Linked DNA regions of Homo sapiens: region 2 is linked to region 1. The links are chromatin loops, found by intact Hi-C in ENCODE. Cell type or tissue: psoas muscle. All regions are shown on one strand. Each heading gives the region's core, and the rest is flanking DNA. Links, peaks and the distances in the headings are about the cores only. Region 1 holds the start of KY (kyphoscoliosis peptidase). Region 2 has its middle 72 kb from the start of EPHB1.

The links. Peaks named below come from ENCODE experiments on the same cell type or tissue, not always from the same donor. Only the 100,000 strongest peaks of a DNase experiment are listed, where the experiment ranks them.
Region 2: it touches region 1 in a loop (2.9-fold over the local background); 3 of 110 quality-filtered maps call a loop at or near these places.

The regions. Positions count from the first base shown.
Region 1 is chr3:134,642,117-134,654,638 of GRCh38, reverse strand. KY (kyphoscoliosis peptidase) reads left to right here and starts at 3,617. Exons shown (of 11, transcript NM_178554.6): 1 at 3,617-3,814; 2 at 7,142-7,204; 3 at 11,261-11,323. The coding sequence starts at 3,679. It also overlaps a transcript of CEP63 not described here. RefSeq lists enhancers at 9,846-10,510, 10,768-11,609. In psoas muscle, for the core only: CTCF peaks have their summits at 3,384 and 3,583; DNase peaks (open chromatin) are centred at 2,838, 3,498, 6,518 and 9,548; H3K4me3 peaks cover 2,528 bases; H3K27ac peaks cover 5,034 bases.
Region 2 is chr3:134,717,028-134,729,549 of GRCh38, reverse strand. It overlaps a transcript of CEP63 not described here. Among named protein-coding and RNA genes, the nearest start is that of EPHB1, 72 kb to the left of the region's middle. In psoas muscle, for the core only: no CTCF peak of the experiment used is centred there; DNase peaks (open chromatin) are centred at 3,259 and 6,509; H3K27ac peaks cover 1,108 bases.

The DNA.
Region 1 (12,522 bases), core at 2,543-10,542:
GCCAGTCAAGAGGCCATGGGAAGCCTACACTGGCTGAGGAAAGGTTTCTGGGAAAGGTATCCAGTATCCCATGTAAGGATTCACTCATCTCAGGGTAGGCTGAGGGAGTTAGGAGACTGGAACTTGGTCTGTTACTCTTCACCAACTCACAGAACTCTCTGTGTGCCTCTTCCCCACGTCATCAATGGAGAAAATTCCCTGCCAAAAGCCTTTATTGCATTGGCTTACTTACTCTATCTCTATAGAGAAGAGAGAAACTTGCCTCTTGGAATCCCAAGAGTGGTAAAAACAGCTATGACTGATGGTCCCAGCAAAACTACCATTTCTGAGGGAAAACAGTGGGGGTCAAAACACACTCCTCTCTGGTGACAGCTTCAACTGCCAGGAGCAAGCCCTGCCCCTGGTGAACCCTCCTTATCTCCAAGACAGCAGAACCAACTCAGGGCCCAGAACCATTCAGACAACTGACAAATCTCACCTTCTAGCAGAGGAGTATCGGATGCAGGGCTGCTGACAGCTGGATGTGTCTAAGTGTTGAATTTGACAAAGGTGACAATACAACTATTTTGACTGTCCTTTGTCTTTCTGTATCCTGGAATTCCCACTCATTTTGATTAAAATAAAGTTTTGCTCAAGAATGGAGAAAGCCCCTGGTTTGTCAGCTACTAAGACAAGGATGCAGATTAATTATTTAGGTCGGAATACAGAGAGCCTTGCATCTTTTTTATTCAAGATGGTAGCAGGATGGAGGGGCTAGTATGGTGTGTTTGGGGTGTAGAGGACATGGTTTCTGTTGAAGCATGTGTGGGTTTGGTAGGGAAAAAGGAAGAGATGGGTCTGGAGATTTGCAGGCTGAGCGTTCTGTTATTTGTCCCGTTGATTGTGTGAGCAGCTGGAGGGAGGATTTGAGCAGAAGGGATACAGCCTCTACTTGAATGATATCCCAGCCACCTCAGTGTTCTCTTGTCTCTCCTTCCCCTTTCCTGATACATCCAAATGCCTTCAGCCACATCACCTTCCCCATGGTGTCTCCCTCTCAGCCCAAGAATGGATAGTGGGGAAGAGGGGAAGCAGCTAAGTCAACCCAGGCCAAGGATGGGAATAGAGTTGGCATTAAGAAGAGCATCTCATCTATGCTCCTGGCAGGCCCCAGAAGCTAGGCTGTTGGACTGATGGCCATGGGTAAACCTCTGAGAAGAGGGTCTAGGTGTCAGGCACCATCAGGATCCAGGGGCAGCAGCATCTCCCAGAGCAGTCGAGGTGACTCCAATTTCAGGAGTTTGCTCCAAAGCGGTGTTCACACTGCAATTCTTTCCAAAGGAAACATTGGTCAATGTCTGGAGACATTCTAAGTTCTCACAATAGGGAAGTGAATGTGATTGGCATCTAATGCGTAGAGGCCAGGGATGCTGCTAGACATCCCACAGTGTACAGGAAAGCCCCACCAAAGAGAATTATCTGGCTCAAAATGTCAATAGCGCCAAGGATGAGAGGCCCTGCTCCGAAGCTGTCTTCAGACATAGCAGAGAGACAGGAGGCCTCCACACCATTTCCCCAGACCCCTGGCAGCACATTCCCAGGTCAGAATATCCTTCTCCAGAGGCAGTTCTGGGAGGGGGCACCAGAGTTTGCGAGTTCCTAGCAATGACACTTTCCAGCAGGAGAGCAAGGGTTGGGAGATGGGAATGCAAGTGTAAGGAAAGGGGACTTCAGCTCCCCCCACCATCACCAACACTCAGACCCATCCGGCAACCAAGGGTGCTGTACACAGGCTTCTAGTTGATTTCAGCACTTCAGACAACCTGACACTTGAAGGAGTTAGACAACACTGACTGGCCCAGGGTAGTTGGGGGGACTCTGGGACCTGAGATCTGCCTCAGCAATCTCCAACACCCCAAGAGCTTTGCATAATGCATAGTTCTTACTTCCCCAGCCACATAGAGAGTAAGTGTTAGCCAGCCTCCCAGGTGTGCGCGCGCGCGTGTGTGTGTGTGTGTGTGTACCTGCACACATACAGACAGGACAAGACTCACTTTAGCAGAAGGAAACCTGCCTTGGAAGTCAGCCATCTCCACTTGCCTGTCTATGGCCTCAGCTCTCTAGGGACTCCAGTTCAACATTACTGGAAGCCAACAACCTCTCCTTCCATCAGATGCCCAGTGGGTGAGTCAGGGGGTGGGGTGGTGGGGGGGGGCGCTGGTAATGCAATAAGACAACAGCCTTTACACGGAACCAAACTCTGAGCCACTGTTATTGGAGGAAGACCTTCAGAATCTCAGAGTGTGGCTGTGACATCTCTCCTGCTTCTCTGCTCCATCAGTCACTTGTCACTCCATCTTTCCCTTTCCTCACCCTTAAAATGAAGTAAGAATGACAGCTACCATATGAAGACCACTTTCTATACACCAGGCGCCTTACATTCATGCCATTCTCACAACAGCCATGTGAGAAATTTTTATCAACCCAGTGATAAGGGTGAGAAGGTGGAGGGAAAATGGCTGGTCCAAGGTCACACAGCCAGGAAGTGATGGAGCTGGTACTGGAATGCAGTCTGTGTGACACAGGCTGCTCCAAGGAGGATCTGGGAACTCTCAGGACCATGCTACAAGGTGGGGTCCATACACTCCAATGCGGGGAGGGCTCCCAGAGCAAAGGCCTCCATGTGGGGGTGCATTTATTAACAGTAGAAACTCGAATTAGGGGAACGCCCCCAGCAGGGTGGGCCCGTAGTGCCCAGGGGTACCAGGCAGAAGCCTATGTAAACACTCCTGAGACCTACAGCCAAACCCCTGCTGCTGTTGGCTGGGCAGGCCAGGCCGGGCTAAAAATAGAAGGCTTCTCAGGTCCAGCTCCCTGTGCCCCAGCCTCCTCCTCTCCCCCTCCCTCCTTCCCCACAGGGCAGGAGCCAGGCTTCTAGAACGAACCGAGACTTTAAGACTTTCGTTTCAGATCAAAGAGGATCGTTAGCTTGATACTCAATGGGCATGTTCCAAGTTCTACAGGGGCCGTAACTGGGGGGAGCTCCTGACTCCAACACCCCACCCAACTCCCTCCTAGGGAGAGAGAGCTGTCAACCTCCAAAACCAACCCAGGGAAGGAGTGAGGTCGAGGCCAAAACTTGGACAATCTCTGCACATCTTGCAATTCAATCTGGAGCCCCTTTGCTGTCTTTCCTTTTCCTGAATCTACTCTCAATGTTGACAGCACTGTGCGATTTCTGTATTTGCCAGGGGCTTCTCGTGGGAGGTCGGCTCCAGCCCTCTCGAGAACCCTCCGGAGACCGTGGGGATGAGGCAGCGCTCAGCCAGAGAAGCCCTGGAGCCCAGGACCAGCGCTTCAAGTGCACCGGGCGGGAGGCAGGGGCGCAGGGAGGGAGGCTCTGGACCGGCCGCCCCTGCTGACTATGGCCCCGGTGCAGGTCAAGGCTTGGGCCCGGGGATTTCCTTTCAAAGGTGACTTAGAGCCGCTTCATTAGGGTAGCGCCCTCCCAGGCGGGCCCTAATGGCGTGTTTGGCAGAGTCAGCGAAAAGCAGCGCCCTGCGGCTCCAGCGGCGGGGGAGCGCCCTCTTCCGCGCCCTCGCCCTCTCCCGTGTGGGGCAGCTGCGCGCACGGGGCCATTTGCAGCGCAAGCAGCCTAGCGTGCGGCCGCGGCGCCCAGGTCGGAAAGGAGGCGGCATCATGGAGCTGAAGAAGGACATCAACGCTGTATCTATCGACATGCTGCTGATCGTGCACTCGGAGAAGCGGCGCGCCGCACAGGGTACGCTCTCAGACCAGCAGGCGAACCCGAGCTCGCTGCTGCAGCGCGGAGGAGGTAACGCGCGCCCGACCCGGGTCCCCGGGTCCCCCGGCACCTTGGCCTCCTTGCCACAAGGGCCTGCCCGCCGGGGGGCGCCCATTGCTCCCCCGAACGAGGTCAGCGAACCCGACCCTCTCCCCCATGGCTGCCGTCGCTTCCCCGCAGTGGCACCGGCGTCCCGTGGCAACGCGCAGTCCCGTGGCAACGCGCAGCCCCGTGATTGCCCCAGTTTCACTCCCTGTGCAGGCCTGTGGGTGCTTCCGTCACCCCTGGGAGTCTTTTTCCTCCCAGCCACTCCCTAACGGGTGTAGAGCAAGATTGGAAGATACCCTGGAGGAAGGCGGCCAGAGCCTCAGGGCTGACTCATGGGTAGCAGAGGCCTGCTCCCCCCCACAGCACACTGCAGGGCACAGGGGACGCTGGGAAACCTTTGGGCTGAGTCAGACTTTTAGATGGGGAGCTCCCTGTGTGGCCTTGCACAATTTACAGCCTCAGTTTCTCCTTTCTTGAGACTTTCTCCCAGCCTCCTATAGATGGAAGGCATGAAAGGCGTAAAAGGAACGCAGGTTTGGATAGGGTAAGATTTGAAACCTGCTGTCTCCACTTGAACTTATCCATCAATTTTACTTGTCCTACACACTTTCTGGGTAAATTTGTAAGTTGTAGATTGGTAAAATAAAGTGACTGTTTATAGAGTGATTGTGGAAAGCAGGATCCGGGCCTCTCTGTTCTCCAGACGACAGAACACAATGTGAATGGAGTACAGAGGGATGATAATGGAGGTTAAATAAGCCCCTGAAAAGCCAGAGAACCTCAGGGTCCTGGATGGCAAGCTGTCTCCGAGGCTGGTGTGAGGATGCACTAGGCGGACTGCGGGCCAGTTCTTTAGGAGTTAGGCCTGACAGCCCATGCAGGAGAATGACTTCTGCCTCTCTCCTCCCCTCCAGCTCTGGAGCTCCTTGGAATTCCTGCTGCTGCTCTGCCCTTGGTTCTTCTGTCCCCAGAGCCTCTGTGCTCATTGAACATCCACCTTCCACCTGCCTTGCTTAAGTAATGCTGCTGTGGATGGCCTTGCCACTACCAGCCACATAGGCTGGAGCTGCCTCCAGAGCCCTGGGAACCTCTTGGGAAGGCAGGCAGGGGAAAGAAACAGAATCTAGAGGGCTGAGTATGTTGACAGGCGCTCTAGTCTCAGGGCTGATTCCTGACTGAAGCAGGAGTTGTTTGGATTCGTTGGCTCTTTAGTTATCAGACCTACTCTTGGGAGAAGGGGAAATGGCCTGCCCAGGGTATTTGTAGTTAGAAAGTCAACAGAGGGCATCAACTTCTTGATAGAAATGAGACTGCTCTGAATACATGTACCACAGTCCAGAATGCCTTCTCCAGTGTGTGGCGAGGCCTAGTTCCAGGTCAGCCCACGAGTCCCCTACTCCCAATCCTCTCTGATCACATCACTTCTAAAGGCTCTGACACTAGAAAGGGCAAAGAATGCAGAGAAGCCCAGGAAACACCAGGCATCAGGACTGCCCTGAGAGGTGCCCAACACCTAGCACAAACTCGCCATGGCTCCAGACTCATGTATGCACACTAGTGACTATGACAGAGAAAAAAAGACCCCTAATGGCTGGGCCCTTTCTGCTGAACTTTTTCTCCAAATATTTTTCTGATGGCCGTTTCTCACCGATGCTATGAATGACAGTGTAGAGATCTGTGTCACTTATTCACAACCAGAGCAGAGAAGAGGAAAAGTGCATGGCTTTTGATGCCTGGTGGGCAGAGATGATATTCAGGAGACCCCAGGCAAAGCCAGCCTGCAGACCCTTTCCTCGAAAAACAGCCTAAGGGAGGAAAATGCCCAATAAGACCAGCTTGTTCCAAAGCCTCCCATGGGTGCAAGATATAAAACAAACTCTTGCTCACTTCCAGGTATCTCCTCCTTTCTCCTCCACACTCCAGATCCTCCACTGGAGAGTGGATCTTCCTTGGTTATATAAAAGAGGGCCTAGGCTCCATGTCAGAAAAGATCAAAGCTCAATTATTGTTGCAATGCAGAGGATGGAGTAATCCGTAACGAGTGGCCCTTCTGCTGGAAGGGCCTTCTGCTGGAAGTGGCCCTTCTGCTGGAAGAAAAGAGTCAGGGGGACAAGAAGGCAAGGAGAGTGTGGACAGGCTAGGTCACTAGGAATTTGGGCTGCAGAGCCAGCAGATGTTCTCTCCCATTTCTGTAAGGCCCTAGCAGCCTCCCAGTCATTTCCCTAGAACAGTGCTTCTCCAAAACGTGCCTGAAAGCCCTCAACTCCTATCAGAAAGTAGAGTGCATATACTCCTGCAGCAGTAGAGGATATAGCCTATAGCTGCCTGGGGCAAGACCCAATGAGCTTTGAAGTCTTAGGTCTTATCCCAAAAGTCTATGTGGTTTGTGTATTCTACTCCATAGGTGTGTCATGAGGGTTCCAAGTGGTAAGTCACTGGCACTGGCTATGGGGGGCTCTGCAGAAAAGAAGGGTGTTAAGAAGAGAGTGGCGGCCCCTGAGTGGTTGAGAGGGCTGGAGAATAAGACTCAAGGCTGAGCTTCCAGGAACAGTACCGTAAGCAGCACCAACGAGCTGGTCTAGTGAGGAAACCTCCTCGGCCACCAAGGAGCACTGAATACTCCTTCCGCGCCAGGATCTCAATTTTATTGCAGCAGCTCCCGCTGCCAGAACGTATCCCCATGCTGTGCCAGGAACTCGACCTTGCGGCTACCACTTGCAGCCGCAGCCAGAGCGAGAGCTTTCCTTCCCTTCCCTGTTGCATCACCAGGTCCCAAGGCAGAGTGAAACACAGGTACATCAGATTGGCCATGGCTAGGCCATACGTGTTTACCCTCTAGCTGCAAGGGAGGCCAAGAGAACTGGCAACTGTCATTTTCCATTCCCATTGGGATTGACGGTCTTAGCCCACTCCCCCCACTCTATATCAAGACTCTAAAAGTGGGTGATTCACCACATACAGAAATAGGCAGGCAATGTGGATAGCAAATGACTTCTAAAATAATGCTTTCATATGTATGCAGTGGAGAGGTGGAAGTGGAAAATGGGCATCTGTACTACAAAAATTCTCCCTAAATGACCCTGATAACCAACCCTGCTGCCCTTGAAAACTGTTTTAACAGTTTTTAAATGTTTTGAATTTTGAGAGTTGCATTCATTCCCTCAAGGGCATCTTATTCATGGGTAGCCTCTCTCAGATTCCAAGAGAGCCAAGATCCACCTGCTCTACCATAACCTAGATAAGTCTGCAACTGGTACATCACTCTTTTGCCCTGAGTCTCCCACCTCAGAGAAGCTTGTTATTTTGCAGGATTCCAAGGTGTTGGAAATGGAGTCCGAAGATGGCAGAAATTAGAAGGAAATGACTTTCACGGTAAATTCTCTTTTTCCTTTCAACCTATAGGATTTAATACATTGAATAATAACTGGAAGAATTGGGTTTCACTCATTTGAAGACTAGCCCTAGACATCTAACCACTGAACGGAAAGTGGCTGCTCCTGACCCAGCCAGGCCTCTAAGGGCCACTGTGACTGTGGGAAGTGTTCCCTGGAGTCAGGTCCCCTGCTCTCCTGGAGGCTGTGGCTGAAGAGCAGTGCCAGGAACTTGAGCACCCATTTGTTTGCTGGCTGAGCCGTAGGGGAGGACTTAACATCCCTTGGGATGGTGAGGTTTGAGTGTGCTCCTATGAGAGGCAGCCATCTATCTTTTGAAAATGTTTCCCAACAGAGAGGATAGTCGTCTGCCTTGGGACAGTATGACTTGAAGCCTGAGAAGATGCCACTCAAGGGTTCTATAGCTCCCTGCTGGCCTGGGACCCAAAATACAATAAGAAGTCAGCTTCCAAAGCCTCTTTTTTCCAGTGCCAGGCATCTGCCACCCCAGGCCCAGGATCTCTGTGGTAACACTAAGGGGCCAAGTATAATGGGCTTTATTCTATTCCCTTTAGGGTTCATTAGCCCAGCCTCCAGGGACAAACATCAGGGACACTGCACAGTGGGCACGTGAAGGTTCTAATAGAGACCAAACCTCTACTCCCAGAGCCCCAGTAGAGAACTCCATCAGCCCGCAGCTATGTGAGCCCTAGGATCAGATGACTGGCTTATCAAATGCCAGTGTAAAGGAACCACCCTCCATGACACAAATGGGGAAATAGGATTGCAGATGAATAGGACTAAACTGCTATGTTCTACCATCCTTCTGACAATAATGAAAGGGAAAGATGAAGTTCTAAAAGTGAATTCATTCACTCATTCTGTTCACAAATGCCTATAGTGCTTACTTTGTGCCAGGCATGATTCTAAATATTGGAAATGAAACAGGGAAAAAGACAGCCAAGAACACTGCCCTCAGGGGAGCTACATTAAAATGATTGGAATTATAATGCACTGCAGGGGAGTCTCAACACCCTGGAGTTGAAGAGTCTTCCTGTGTCCCCTGCCTTTGGTAAGAGTCCTCAAGACACACTCCCCATCCCCACCCCACCACTGCCAGGGAGCCACCCTGACAGGCATGCATGGGTGCAATGGCTTCCCTGTAATCTTGCTACAGGGGCCATCAGCTGGTAGACATGCCAGCTTTAGCTCTACTGAAGTAGACGCCAAAGCTAACAAAACTCTGCTATGGGTTATTGAGAATTTTAATAAGAATCAGACCCCCAGAGACCTGTTAGCCACAGAAATGGCCATGCAGGGCATGGAAGGTATGCATGCTAAGCCCATGTGTGAGCTGGTGAGTGGGCAAGCAAGCCACAGGTGGAAACAAAGAAGCACAGCATCCTTGTTGGTTGCAGCTGTCTCATACCTTGCCTGAGTTGTCTGACACTCATCTTAGGGCTTCTCAGGCATGTTATTACATCAGGAGAGGATTGAAATACACTGAATTCATTCTATTTTTACCATCTTCCGGGTTTCTGATTTGGGAGAAGTTTAGTGGAAAAATATCACAAAACACAAAGTGACACATTGACTATTACAAGACCATTATAAGACTCTTGTAAAAGACATGAAGTGGGTCTTAGCACTATGTGTCAGCTGATAGAAGATGACTAAAATAGTTCTTGCAAAACCACCATGAGAACTGGAAGTTTCAGGTAAATGCAGGGCTGGACAGAGGCTCCACAGAGGCCCTGAGCCCAGAAAAAATGACGCTTCTACCACTCCATCAACATGTGTAAAGCGAAATTTCATTTATTTTTCAAATGGTACGTTTGCATGCATGCAGAAATTAAAATTAGTTTCTTTCTGTGTTTTCTGATGTCGAGATTCTGAGTGCAGGTATTGAAGCTGACCTTTTCTCATACCTGCCTTACTGGTGCCCAAGGCACCCAGCCCTGGTAACCAGCAGGCCGCCCAGCCCTGGTAACTGGATGGCTTCCATCTTAGAAGGAAGTGGCTGATGGCATGTGCTGGTGGAGTGCACACAGATGCTGCTGAGCATGGGGTGGATCCAGAAGGGCACATTTTCCCCCTCTTGCTACCCCGTGCACTGCTTGGGCTGGAACACTGGCAGGGTGTTGAGACTAGAGAGCTCCAAACTTTTCGAAGCAGCAGGTGTTTGGGCCCAGCCGCCTCCTCACCCTCCTACCCCACCCCAATAGCTTGCCCAGCAACGGGCTTCCCCTGCTGTGATTGGCTACTTTCCTTGGTCCTGGACAAAGTCTGCCTAGTAGCACAGGGACAGACGCCCCACAGCTAAAGGGAAACCAATTGTGCAGCCTTGACTATAAATACCCCACAGCAGCTATGCCAGCCAATCACCCTCCTTGAGGATTCCCTTCCCGGATCTTGTTTCCTCCCTCAGCCAGCCGAGGCACTGCCAGCTGTGCCTGCAGAAGGCGGTCCTGGCCTCCCTTTCCTCGCCTGATCTGGGGCTCCAGCCCCGCATGCCACATCACCCTGTATTGGAATACACAGTGGACCTAGCCCTTGGCTGACTAGTGTGGGGCTCAGGGACCTAGCTGGGCCTGTTCATAGGAGAAGGCTGGAGGAGGCAGGCTTTCCAGGGCAGGACTCTGTCAGGTGGATCACAAATCCAGCCTGGCTCAGTACCTCACCCCCCACCTTGATTGGCTTCTGCATGGGCCCAGGCACGGGAACCACTGAGCGGCTGATCTGCACAAGAAGAATCATCTAAATGCACCTGTTCAGGCCAATGCCCCAGAGGCATACTTGTTTCCAGACTAAGGCACTGGTCCCATTGGTCACTTCCAGTGACAAGCCCACTGCAAGCCAGCAGGAAGCTATAGAGAGAAGATGGCAGGCCAGAGTGGTAGTGGTGGGGGAACCTCCAGCTGCCACCATCCTCCCCTTGCCCAGCCTTCCCCCCACCCCTCTGAAGCAGAGGTTCAAGGGCAGCTTCAGTAACAGCAGGCCACAGCAGCAGCTGTAAAGAAGGGAGGAAAGGTCATGCTTCCCCTGGGAGGGCAAGTAAGCCTGTGAGCTCCCGCTTCTTGGCCTATGGCAGGAACTAGGCATCACTCCATGGCAGCCTGACCCCACTAGGCTCTGAGGACAACTCTGTGTCCCAGGGACAGAAATATCCCTGCATGTGGAGAGAACGTGTGTAGCGTGCATGCCCTGCAAATGTTTGTGAAACAGAACCAAACTACACATCATCCCGTCTCCTAGGCTGGGGTAGGAGGCAGGCTGGCCCCCTGTTCTTCTCATTAAGAAGCAGGAGGCTCGGCCGGGCGCGGTGGCTCACGCCTATAATCCCAGCACTTTGGGAGGCTGAGGCGGGTGAATCACAAGGTCAGGAGATCGAGACCATCCTGGCTAACATGGTGAAACCCCGTCTCTACTAAAAATACAAAAAATTAGCCAGTGTGGTGGCGGGCACCTGTAGTCCCAGCTGCTCCGGAGGTGGAGGCAGGAGAATGGCACGAACCCAGGAGGCGGAGCTTGCAGTGAGCAGAGATCGCGCCACTGCACTTCACCCTGGGTGACAGAGCGAGACTCCGTCTCAAAAAAAAAAAAAAAGAAGCAGGAGACTCAACTGGGAGTCAGAAGACCTGAGGTTCAAGTCCCAGGTCAGAACCTCCCAGCCTGCTCCACAGAAATGTGTGAAGATCAATGAGGCATCTGTGTATGCAGTGCTTTTGAAACTGTGCCTGGTGACACCAAAGTTGGGAGTTATGGCTACAAAGACCATGGAAGACTGGTAGCCTGTTCCAGAAGAAACCCAGCCTGTGCTGGCACCTGCTAAGAGGCACAAGGGGTGTGTGCACAGGGGCTTCCAGGCATTTGTCTCCATGCACAGTGTCGTGCTGGTTTGCACATGTGCACACTGTGAGGGTGTGCACACATTTAGGCCTGGGGATGTGCTTGGCCCCCGCCAGCCCACCTTTCCCGCAAACACATACAGCTCTTTGCTCTGCCTGGGGAAAATTCCCCAGTGGTCACTGCAGGCCTCTCTGTCTTCCTTAAATAGAAAACTTGGTGGAGAAGCAGCACCCTCAGCAGCCCCAGGTCATCACTTCCTACAACAGCCAAGGTAAGTGATTCGCCGCTAGCCGTGACCTCCCCTGCAGAGGTGTGCCCAGACCTGATGCTCTGGCCAGCGACAGCCCAGGATGTGGAGCTCAGACTATGGGGAGCAGGGTCCTCTCTGCTCCCATGGGTGTTGGAAAACCCTTTTCCTCTCCCTGCGTCTCATGGGAAGCAGCAAGAGGCTGCACAGTCTCAGTCTTCCCCTCACCATGAGATCAAGAAATAAAGCCCATGGGCCTCAGAGCACGCTGCTGTCATCATCATCACTATTACTGTCATCACTATTCAACATTCAACATTTGTTGAATGCTAACTATGTGCCAGACACCCTGCCAAGCCACTTATGCACTTATTCTCATGTAAATTAAGCTTCACAGCAACCCTGTTTGACAGGTACTCCTCTTTACCATCCTCAAATTACAGATGAGTAAACTGAGGCTTGGAAAGGCTGTCATGTGTTCAAGATCACATGGCCAGCAAGAGTCAGAGCTGGGCAGTCTGAGCCCCAGCAAGGCCTCAGCTGTTAACCTTCACACATCTCTGCTTCCTCATCTCCCCTGGAAACCAGCCTCCCTCCCTCTGGCTCATGGCATCCAAGCCCTCCCTTGTCCTGACCAATAGCAGTTCTTCGGCCTCTCCTGCTGAGACTGAGCCTTCCCAGGGCATCCCACCCAGTGAGTTTGCCACAGCAAGGCAGAGTGAGAGGCACCTTCATTGGGAGTCCTCACTTTTTGGGGACAGGCTCTGGGGACTCGGGGAAGGCAGGCAAGGGCATCACTGACTACAGTTGACTGGATCTGAGCACACGACAAGATAGAGACAGGAGGGCCCCACAGCAATGGTGACAGGAGGCCAGGTTAGAGACTCTCACGCCCACCTTGGTTAACTGCTGTGCATTAAATACTGGGCCCTGGTGTCTGAGTATTCTCACAGGCTCAGCCATAAGAGTTCATCACGCTTGCTCTGAGAGTTGATGTCCTAACCTATAAGGAAATTATCTGATCAAATTCAGAGGCAGTGATTTCCCCCATGCCCCATATGAAACAGGAGGACTCTGGAGGCCCCGGAGGATTGGAGCCTCTCAGGGAATTGCTCTCTGAAATACAGGTGGACAAGCTTCTCTATAGAAAGGCGCTGGCAGGTAGTGATGAAAGGCCAGCCAACTGGGATTACCAGCATGGGGGAGCTGGCTCTCCTCACAGT
Region 2 (12,522 bases), core at 3,094-11,093, 74 kb before region 1:
TAAAGGACAAAAACTGTGTCTGCTCAAGCTACAAACTTCTTTTGCAGCAGAACTAGGGACTAATAAGCCAGATTACAACACTCGCATGCAGTGGAATGCTATGCAGGCATTAAAAATGAGCATGTTTCTTAATCCTCGTGATTATAAGAGCTAGACTTTATTTTAGTGAGAAAAGAAAGATGGGAAACAGTATGTATAACATGCTACCTTTTGTATAAGAAAGGGAGAATATAAAAGTATTTTTAATTGCTTATTTTACATAAACAATACACAAGAACTTAATAAAAGGGATTACCCCTGGTGTGAGGATGGGAGTTGTTGCTAGCAAAATGTAGTGGTTTAGGGCAGGTCTGGAAATTAGATTTTTCACTATATACCATTTTGTATCGTTTTGATTTTAGAACCATGTGAATATAAAAGTCATTAATTATAAAAATTAAAAGTTGAACATTTTTAAAAATTAAAAATAAACCCTACCACAAAATGTTGTAAGATAAATGAGACTGTGTGTAGCGTGTTTTTATTATATGTGTGCATGTGTGTGTGCCTGTGTGTTTGTGTGTCTGTGTGTAGTACCCAGAAATGTACATGGAATATAATAAGCATTCATTAAATGTAGCATTCTTCTCTTTTATATAGTCTTTTTTCTAGCTATAAAATTAAATCTTTTGACGAGAGAAAATTCTGCAAGTTAAAGGAAAGTTTCAGGAAAAAAGAATAACCTATTATTTCAGCACTCCAAGATAAATCTGTTAATATTTTGTATATTGCTTATCAATCTTTATATTTTATGTAATAATGTTTACATAAGGCATCATATAAAATTTTTTATCCCGTGTTTACCTTAAAGCAAAAGCATCCTTTGCAACTTCTGTTTTTAACACCTGCAGTATACTCCATCGTATAAATGACCTTTGTCACCTGTCCACTGCCCTGCCAGCTCCTTGAGGATAGGGGCTATGTCTTATTCATCTTTGTGTCCCCTGTATCTGGTATGTAAAGAGATCTTGATCAGTGACTGTTTAATAAATGCACAAATTAATTATCTGAAAATTATCTAAGTAGCTTCTGATTGTTGAGCATTTGGGTGATATCCTATTGCTTTTAGTCCTCTAAATAATGCTAGCACAGTCATTCCTATACGTAAATCACAAATTACTAAGCATATCTTTACTTGTTTCCATAGGTGAAATTTCTAGAAGTGAAATTACTGGCTCGATGGTTAGGAAAAAAATCTAAAGTTGTTGAAATCACATTTCCAATTTGCCTTCCAAAAAGTTGTCCCAGTATGCACTCTCAGCAGCTGATTAGGGCAGGCTGGGCACTGACGCTCACTGAAATTAAGAACTCTTACTACTTTAACTTTTGCTCATCACATGGGAAAGGAAAGTGCATCCAACTGCCATCATTTAAATTTAATTTTTTAGTGAGGTTAAACATGTTTTCAAATTTTATTAGACACAGTTTTTTTCTTTTTTGCTAGTTGTTTGCTCCTATACTTTGTCCATCTATCTACTAGGGCCTTCATGTTTTCTTCTATACCTTATAGTTTTAAATTTTGAATCTCTCTGTTTTTCTTTCACTTTATATAAGTTACCTAATTGTCTCCAGGGGATTTTTTAGATCTGTAGGGAAGATTTACAGCATAGAAAATTTCCAACAGACCCCAAAGTAGAAAAAATAGTACAACAAACCCCCATATTCCCATCACCCAACTTCAATAATTCTAAACACTTTGGCAATCTTGTTTAATCTGTTTATCTGTTTCTTCCCTAACACATGCATATAGACATTTTCTGTTTCACCCAGAGTATTTTAGGCAAATCCTAGACATCATAGCATTTTACCCATAAATATCCAAGGAATTTTTAAGCTACCGTATGAATATTTCTATTTAAGAAGTCTATAGATTGACTTCACAACAAGGAGTTTATTTATAACATTTGAGAATCCTGCCCTCTGTCATGCCTCCACATTTAATTGATTCTTTTTTCATACAAAATGTGGCCTTTATCCTTCTTCAGCCCACTTGCACGTACTCCGTGGTTATTGGTAAAATTTCACAGCCATGCTGTCAGGACAAATGAATAACCAAGGCCTTGTCAAAGTCACCCAGATCTGGATGAAAAGGGAATCATCAATCTGTGTTTGCCAAGCACATAAACAACTAGTCTCCCAGGCTGGTGTTTTTGCTAACTGATCACCCACTTTAATCAAACTTATAATTCAATTGCACTAACACTATTAAATCTTAATTCATCTTCATTAAATAACAGTTCACATTGAGAGAGAAAAATTCTCCTCCTCTCCCTATTAAATGGGGACTTCTTTGCCATCCTGGGAGCAGTGAAACTTGTTGCCCTCCCCTTTGCAGACTGGGCTTGGTGTTCTAAGCAGAACTCCAAGATGGTGGCAATATTTTTATTTCCTCTATTGGAACCATTTACACAATTTCAAATCTCAGTGGCAATCAGAATCTAAGCAGGCTGCCTCAAATGTGAAGACTATGGGAGGGCAGCATGAAGAAAGAGGAGAAATGGGACAGGGGACAGGGAGGGAGAGAGAGATCATGAGGAAGACATGTCTGCAAGATATTTTTTAAAAGTAGCTTTTAAAAAATAAGTGCTTGCAAAGACATAACTGCAGCCAGGCTGGAACAGGAGAAGGCCATGCTAGCCCCGTGCTCCGGCCGGCAGTTCCCTGTGCTAATCCCAGTGAGAGCAACAGGAGCCGCAGGAATCTGAGCTGCCTGCCTGACTTCAGCATCTGGCTCTGAAGGCTGGGGCTGTGGATCAGGGGAAATTATGTCGTGTGGGTGAAGAAATACCTGCTTGTCAAAGCCCAGGACCAGCCATGGCCGGGATCCCAAGACTTCTTCAGAAAAGCCTAAATGCCCTTTATTGACCAGTACTTGCATTCAGATCAAGCTTCTGCTCTGCACTAGCCCCTAGCATCTCCTGGGCTGATGTGTTATGCTGCAAGGAGGGAGAGAGAGAAGGAGGAAGGTAGCCCAGCCTTCCTATATCTGGGTACATTCTTGCTCTGTGTGTGTGTGTGTGTGTGTGTGTGTGTGTGTGTGTGTGTGTGTGTCTGTCTGTGTGCCTGTGTCCAGCTTCAGGAGCTGGAAGTTACAGAGCACCTCATTCAAAGTAAAGCCTACTGTCAAGTGGTAAACAAGGAGGATTCTGGGGGATTAAAATGTCAAGCCCGACCCAAAGCCGGGCCTTTACTAATGTGCACAGTGGCCTGGTGGCGCCCAGAAAGGTTTTGAAAGGCCTGAGGCCGGCACGAGGTGTGTGAAACCAGAGCTCTGCCTTTCCGTGGAAAAAGCCAGGGGAGAACAAGAAGGAGACAGATTCTCTCGCCATGGAACGTGTTTAAAGAAGAATCTTTTGAATTAAAATAGATGCACTCCCGAAATAATCTTGTTTTGAAACATCAGAAATCTTAGGAAGAGGAAAAAGGCTATCAATACACTTACCCTTTGAATCTGTTATGGCCCTTGCTATTTATAATATATTTTTCCTCCATGTAGCTTAAAATAATCAACAAACATTATCACATTAACTCTTGCAACCCCCATGTCCTTCCACAGACTCCCGTCCTTCAGGGCCACAGAGGACACCATCCTGGCTCTAGTGGCTGTGGCCTCTGCTGCCCTCGCTCCTCTGAGCCCCCTGACCTGCCAGGGCCTGTGAGCACATCTTGGCCACCACTGTTCAGGGTCTTTCCTTGTCTGCACTAACGCCAGGTAGCAGAAAGCCTGCTGGAAGGAGACACTGGAGCACCAAACCAACAAGACCCTAACAACTCTGAGGCCTGTCTCTGCTGCAGAACTTTCTTACTGTAAGCAATAAAGTTCTGGTGCTTACAAGTCAGTTAATTTTCACCAAGTAACTTAGAGCAGAGTAATCTGAAGAGAGGGTGCACAATGGCAGCCCACACAATATGTATGTAATAACTTTTCAAACTCAGGAGAATGCACATAAAAATCCATATTGTTAGCTTGTTTTGGAAAAGTAAAAACCTGGCAACTTAGGACTGGTGCTCCCACATATCAGCTCTTGTTGGGGGTTGGGTGGCCCTGCCCCTTCGGTGGGGAGCAGGGCTTTTCAAGAGACACGTGAGTTCCTGAGTGGCCACAGCACTCATATGTATTTGGGGTGTAACTTCTGTCAGGCAGGGGCAGAAGAAAATTTCCTGGGCTCTGAAACCTATACAATTTGGGGAGCACATTTAAAAAAAAATACAAAATTGTATCCCAAATTAGGTGCAAAATGAATATTTATTTAGAATGACAAAAGAAATTATAGACGATTACAAATTTGATGACAAATATCAATGACAATTATAAATCACAGAATGATGACAAATTCGTATAGGTTGCAAAATTCAGAAAAATTATATATTTTAAAAAAATTTCATTGCCTGACATGCCTCTATAATGCTTTTTTTCTTACAGGTTTTGGTTGCATACTCTTTGATTAATGTTTCCATATGAAAATGATTTGGTAGTATTTTAGATATTATTTAGAGAGTAGATAGAAATTAATTATTTCCTCCAGGTCAGCTGGTTGCCTTATTTTCAATTATTGAGAGTTTAGAAAAGCTTTTTTTAAAACCTTGCCTCTCATTATTGGTAACATCATGTGCATTTAGGGATTGTTGTCAAATTTAGGAGAACTTTTATCAAGTTTTTTCATATATGAGCTATTGCAGTTGTATTTGTGCTTTGGAAACTGCAATAGGCCTTTGGAAACTGCATAGCATCCTACTCAATTCTATTTTACATTATTCCCTTCAAAAATGAAAAAAGGACTTATAGTACAAATATGATTTTATGTTCTGCCTTATTTAATATGTTCCTCTATAAATGAACTTCTGTTTTGACTAGGCATTCATGGGAGCTGAAGCTATCACTTACGATTTTATATGCCTAATAGCCAGAAGATAATCCCACAGAACGCTGCAGGTTCTGTACATTTCAAGGCTTGTTTTTACTGCATTACCCACCTACTTCTGGAGCTGGGTGCCAATGGGCACATTCATGTCACGATGCTGAGAGAGTTTGCAGAGTGGGCAGTGAGAATATTTTTGGAAGCCATTTCTATACCAACATGGCCAGCAATGACTTATCCTTGAGAGTGATGCAAACCACAGAAATATATCCCACTAAACCTAAACTAAATACATCCCAACTCAAACCCCCTTAGCAGATACCAGAAAAGCCTTTGGCCATTCTAATGCCACCTGACAGAAAGAGAAGTTTGACAGAGCAGAAGAGAGAACGGACAGTGACACTGGGGTCTTCCAGTTGTATTTAAAACTTCTTACCTTTACAAATTCAGTAAGAAATGTAGAATCACATAGGCACATCTAAGGTCCCTCCCATGGTCTTGACAGTGGCCTGTGAGTGAGGGGCGTGAATTTGAAGTTTCACTCGCATCCCAGGGAATCAGCCTCTGCTGGTGGATAATAGCAATCTCACCCCACTCCCTTCTTGAATGGAAAATAAAGAGTTGGAAAAACCTGTAGAGATACTGGATTTTCATGTCACCCACAGCACTTAGGATCTAAGCCGTAGCCCTGTGTGAGCACTCTGCTGCAGTTGTGGTGGTGGTTGTCAATTATTGTAGTGACTTCATTCTCCAAAATACTCTTCTAGAGTTTTGTTAAAATCTGCGTCTTGTGGAGGAAATGCATCTTATATACTGTCATTGTCCACCAGATATGCCCCACACCCAGAAAAATGGCAGAGGACCACTGTGCTGGTGGGAGGCCTTTATATTACAGATAGAGAGAGGTGAGAGCTGCTCCAAGATTGCTGGGCCAGGATTAGACACCTCCTAAGCCATCCTTACCCCAAAGCTCTTCCCACTAGTTCAGAGCAGAGTCTCACCTTTAAGGTGGTTCCATCGCTCCTTCTCATACCCACTGAAATCCCACATGCACAGCTTTCAAATGGGTCTTTCCTAGTATATTGGTCAGCTATTGCTCTAATAAAGTTGTGTAACCCATTAGTCCAAAGCTCTTTGGCTTGAAACAATTACAATTTACTTTCAGGGATCCATGGGTGAACTACATAGGCTAGTATTGTGCTGCAGAATCGTGGACCTAGTTTGGTTACACGTATTTCTTATCCTTCTTTGTACCAGAGGACTAGAAGTATGTTCTTCTCAGGGTGATGGCAGGGGTACAAGACAGTAAACAGAAACAGGTGAAATCTCTTAAGGCTTAGGGCTTGGAACTAGCACGCTATGGCTGTCATCCACATGCCACTAGTCAAAGCAAATCATATGGCCAATTTCAAAGTCAAGGGTGAAACATACACTCCACTCATAAGGAGACTATGCCAAGGGTGTGGACACAGGGAGGGGTGAAAAATTAGGGCCAATAATTCATTCTACCATACCTCTGAAGAAGAACAGATGACAGATGAGTGAAGCCAGCAGCCATAAGGATGAGGTAACTGGAAGTGCCACAGACAACACAGCTTTAGCAGGGCATTTGGCAAGGGCAAATGTGGACAGCCGAGTGGACTTATTGCTAAACTGCTGTGCCCAAAGAACATTGACTAATAGATAGTTGTCCATCTGGAAAAGGCTTGCAGTGGCATGCTATCAGCTTTTGCTCTGCTCCACTGTTTTTATCCACATCTTGGATGTAGGCATTGGAATCATCTTTTATTGAATTTGCAGAGATACACAGCTGAGCAGCATGACTAGTGCCCTGATAACAATATCAAAATTCAAATTGGTATCAACAGGCTGAATATATGGGCCTAAAACCACCAGAGTGAATAAATAAAGAAAGGAGCTAACATTTATTGAATACCTGCTACCTACCAGGCACACATTTTTTTAAATCACTAGAACACTTTGAAGCAGATGTTATTGTTCTCTTTTCTCAGATTACATAAAAATGACATCCTAGAAAAAGAATAACAAACTACATCCTAATCAAGCAGAATAAAGCAAATAAAAATTAGAATGGAAATGAATGAAAGAAAGGATAGAAAAACAATATGAAAATCAACAAAACCAAAGCTGGCTCTTTAATAAGATCAACCAAATTGACAAACCTTTAGTAAGACTGATCAAGAAAAAAAGGGAGAAGATTCAAGTTATTAAATCGGGAATGAAAGAGAAGACATCACTACCAACTTACAGAAGTAAAAGGGATTATAGGAGAATACTATACTGTATATATACAGTATAGGAGAATACTGTACTGTATATATACAGTATAGGAGAATACTGTACTGTATATATACAGTATAGGAGAATACTGTATGCCAACAAATTAGATAACTTGGATGAAATGAACAAATTTCTAGAAAGATGCACATCTCCAAGACTGACTTGGGAAGATATAGAAAATCTGAATAGACCTATAACAAGTAAAGACATCAAATATGTAATATTAACACTTCCCAAAAAGAACAGCCCAAGCCCAGAGGGATTCACTGGTGAATTCTATTAAATATTCCAAAAGGAATTAATACAAAATTCTTTACAAACTCTTAAAACTTAGAAGAGACGGAAACACTTTCCAACTCATTCTATGAAGCCAATGTTACCTTAATGCCAAAACCAGACAAAGATATCACAAGGAAAAGAGAAACTTGTAGAACAAGATCTCTTATAAATATAGATGCAAAACCCTCAACAAAATACTAACAAACTAAATCCAGCAATATTTTAAAAGAATGATATACTATGCACAAGTGGGATTTGTCCTGCAAATGGAGATTAGTTTAACATACAAAAATCAACTAATATATGACATCACATTAATAAAATAAAGGACAGAAAGCATCAGATTATTTCAATAAATGCATAAAAGGCATTTGACAAAAATCAATATTATTTCATAATGAAAGCACTCAACAAACTAGAAACATAAGGGAATTTCCTCAATCCGATTAAGGAAATTTATTTCTTTTTAAATCCACAGCTAGCATCATACCACATGGTGAAAGCCTGAAAACATTCCCTCAAAGATCAGGAACAAGTTAAGGATGTCTGTTCTCATCACTTCTATTTAACATGTACTGGAGGCTCCAGTAAGGGCCACTAGGTAAGAGAAAGAAAAAAAGGCATCAAGATTAGAAAGGAGGAAGTAAAATCTGCTGGTAGATTACATCATCCTGTACACAGGAATCCTAAGAAATCTACTAAAACACAACTGGAACTAATAAACGAGTTCAGCAATGTGGCAGAATACAAGGTCAATATATTACAATCAACTGTATTTTATACCAGTAATAAACACTCCAAAATCAGAATTTTTTTTAAAAAAGCTGTTTACAATAGCACCAAAAAGAATAAATACTTAGGTATACATTTAACAAAAGAAATGCAAGACTTTTATGATTTGTATGCTGACAACTACAAAGTATTGGTGAAAAAATTAAGGAAGAGCTAAATAAGTGGAAAGACATACCATGCTAATAGTTTGGAAGACTTAATATTATTCAGATGGCAATACTCCCCAAATTAACCTACAGATTCAATGCAATACCTATCAAAATCCCAACTTCCCTTTTTTGCATAAATGAGAGCTAAATTCATGTGGAAATTTTAGAGACGCAAAATAGCCAAAACAATCTTGAAAAAGGAAAACAAAGTTGGAAGACTCACACTTCCTGATTTCAGTAGTTACTACGATGTACAGTAATCGATACTGTGTGGTACTGGCATAAGGACAAACAGATTGATCAATGAAATAAAATTGAGAGTCCAGAAATAAACTCTTATATTTATGGTCAATCAATTTTTGACAAGAGTGCCAAGACCATCAATGGGGAAAGAATAACCTCTTTTACAAATGGTGCTGGGAAAACTGGATTTCCATATGCAAAAGAGTGAAGTTGGACCCTACCTCACACCACATACAAAAATTAACTCAAAATGGATCAATGGATCAAATGGATCACTTAAATCATAAAAGCACTTAAACCATAAAACTCTCAGAGGAAAACACAGTGGTGAATCTTTATTATCTAAGGCTTGCCCTGAATTGTTTATGTATGACACCAAAAGCACAAGCAGCAAAGGAAAAAACAGATAAATTAGACTTTGTCAAAATTAAAACCTTTTGTGCTTCAAAGGACATCATTAAGAAAGTGAAAAGACAAACCAAATAATAGGAGAAAATATTTGCAAATCAGATATTTTAAATAGAACTTGTATCTACAATAAATAATACATTCTTATAACTCAATATTAAAAAGAAAAGTAACCTATTTTTTAATGGGAAAAAAGTTCGAATAGACATTTCTCCAAATAGTATGTATAATGACCAACAGGAATGTGAAAAGATGCTCAACATCATTGGTTATTAGAGAAATGCAAATCAAAACCACAATGAGATACCACTTTATGCCCACTAAGAAGATATAATTAAAAGACAGACAATTGTGTTTGTAAAGAATTGAAGAAATTGGAACCCTCATACATTGCTGGTTGGAATGTAAAATGGTGCAGCCACTTTGGAAAACTGTTTGTTCCTCAAAACGATAAATGTAGGGTTACCATACAACCCATCTATTCTACTCCTAGGTATATACCCAAGACAAATGAAAACATATATCCTTAAAAACTCTTATGCATACATGTTCATAGAGCATTATTTATAATAAGTGAAAAGTAGGAACAACCCAAATGTTCATTCGTTGATGAGTTGATAGACAAAATGTGATACATCTATGCAATGAAATATTATTTGCCAGTAAGAAGGAAATGAAGTATTGACACATACTACAACATGATGAATCTTGAAAGCATTATACTAAATAAGTCAGGCATAAAAGATCACATACCTTATGATTCCATTTCTATGAAATGTCCAGACAGATATATACATAGAGACAGAAGGTAGATTAATGATTGTTTAAGGCTGGGATAGGGTTAGGAGAGAAATGCAAATTGACTGCTACTAGGTACAGAATTTTTATTAAGGAGGAGAAAAAATACCTAAAATTAGATTGTGGTGATGATGTCACAACCATGTGCACATACTAAAAAACATTAAGTTGTATACTTAGATGGGTGAATTATGTGCCACAAGACATACCTCAATAAAACTCTTTAAAAAATAAACTTTCTACATGGGTGAGAAAATAATCTATATCCTAGGAAAGTGCTTCTTATAGTTTAATGTCCACACAGATCACCTGGGGATTGTGTTAAAATGCAGATTCTAATTCATAGGTTTAAGATGGAGCTTAAGATTCTGCATTTCTGGGCTGGGTATGGTGGCTCACACCTGTAATCCTAGCACTTTGGGAGGCCAAGGCAGAAGGATCCCTTGAGCCCAGGAGTTCAAGACCAGCCTGGGCAACATAGAGAGACCCTGTCTCTATTTTAAAAAGAAAAAAAAAAAGATGCTGCATTTCTAACAAGCTGCTTGATGAAAACAAGTCCTTGTACCACACCTTGAAGAGCAAGGCCCTATGGTAGTTTAGCAGCTTTCTCAGGGTTGCACAGTTAGTGAATGAAGAAAGCCTGGATTCAAATTCATGTGGCCACAGAATTCATACCTAGTGGTTAAGTGAAGGACAGAGTAGCCCTGGCTTCTCTACAACTGTTACGAAAAACAGAGGTTTTATATAACCATAACCTCAATATATCAAAAGTTCACCACAGCCGCTGAAACTATGAATGGAATCTTGGAATCTTAAACTGAATTACTAGAGTGTCCATCCCAGCGAGGAAAGTGTAGCCTTGTGCACTCCAGTCTGATCAAATCCGCTTTGGAATCCAAGGCTCAGATGTGGGAGCCACAATTAAGAGGGGAATTGGAAGGAGAAGCCATGGTTTGTCTAGAAGAAGGTAACCTGCATGGTGAGGAGACTGGAAATCTTATCATAAGGTAAATAGATCAAAATCTAATGATTGGTGAGTTTAAAATGAAGAAGTGAAAATTCAGGCAAGCAAGAATGTCTTTAAACAAAGACTTCCTTTAAAAGAGAATGTGGATGTTTTCTGTCTAACCCACAGGGCAGAACAAAAATTGAACGGGTTAGGTTGTAGAGAAGTCACTCCAATAAATAAAAAAGCAATAAAATTATAATAATTTAAAGCTTCCTGATAATTCAGGACTCAGAAATCAAACACAAATAGATTTAAGCCAGATGGAAAGTTTATTTGCTCACTTAACATGAAAGTCCAGAGAAAGATTTTAAGCACTTCATCTTTCTATACTGTTTTTCTCTATGTTGGCTTCATTATTAGGCATTTTCTTCTTCAGTGGTGGCAAGAGGGCCACTGGCAGCACCAGGCTTAGATTCTACCTACTTTAATAACCAGGAGAATGAATGTGTCTCCTTCCCAAGGGTGCCATCAAAACTCCCAAAACTGATTTTCATTGGACAGCTTGGGTTACATGCCCATTCTAGAACCAATCATACAAACATGGTGTGAAACATGATGATTTACCAGACTTGGATTTAACAGACCCTCCACTAAGGCTGGGAGGTGGGATCAGCCCTGCCCAAACCACAAAGACTGAGACTGGAGGAGGGGTGATTCTCCAAAGAAAAAGTAACCTGGGTGCTCATTCCAGAATAGAAACTTGTCAGTAAAGCCAACAGATTTACACAGTCTGTAAATTAAAGAGGTTCCTTTAGGAGGGAAGGAAGAGTGGGCTCCCATCACCAAAGACATCCAAGCAGAGGCTGAATGACCACCATCAGTTCTGCCCAGCAAGGTGCGGTGAAAGAGAGTCAAATCTTAGATCATCTTGCTTCTAAGGACAGTGATTCTCTATTGTCTCTATGGTCTTCATTCTTGCTCTCAGGCAATTTCTTCTGCCTCAAAAATGCCTTTTGTCATAAAGAAACCTCCTAATTCATATTGCATAGAATTTTTCAGGCCCTAAGTGGAAACAGACATATTTTATTTTGTTTTTCCCTCTTGAATCAGCCTTGTGGCCTAAATGTACACACACTATGTTACTGGCCTCTATGTCTTTGCCCTCGTTAAAGACACACTCTCCTGGGAGACATTAGAATGAGGCTCCAACACAGCATTATCAACTCTTCTACACTACTCTAGTAAATTACCACTTATTTGAGACAAGGTGTTTCGTTTTGCAAAAAGATAAGATCACCCAAGCTAACTTAAGAAAGTGGTGTGTGTGTGTGAGTGTGAGTGTACACATGCACACGTGTGGATGGGTGGAGCAGGGTAACACTACCCAGTTATGCAGTGTTTGAGGAGTTTGATGCAGAAATCACTGCCAACCTCAAAGAAACTGAAAACTAACTGAGTTTCCACAGTCAGGATGGCCATGGAACTTTAGCAATAGGAGTTTAAACAGCCTCATCCAGTGCTCTGCCATTATTCACCTGCCTCAGCCATTGTTCACGTGTTCGAATCTCCACACTCAGTATCAACTGACCTGCCTTTCACTGTACCATTCCCATGTCCTGAAAGAAGCATCTCATTGGACCAGCTCCTGTGTTGCTCCAGACAATAGGCCAGACCTAGTCTAAGCCTCTGCCTTTTTTCCAAATAT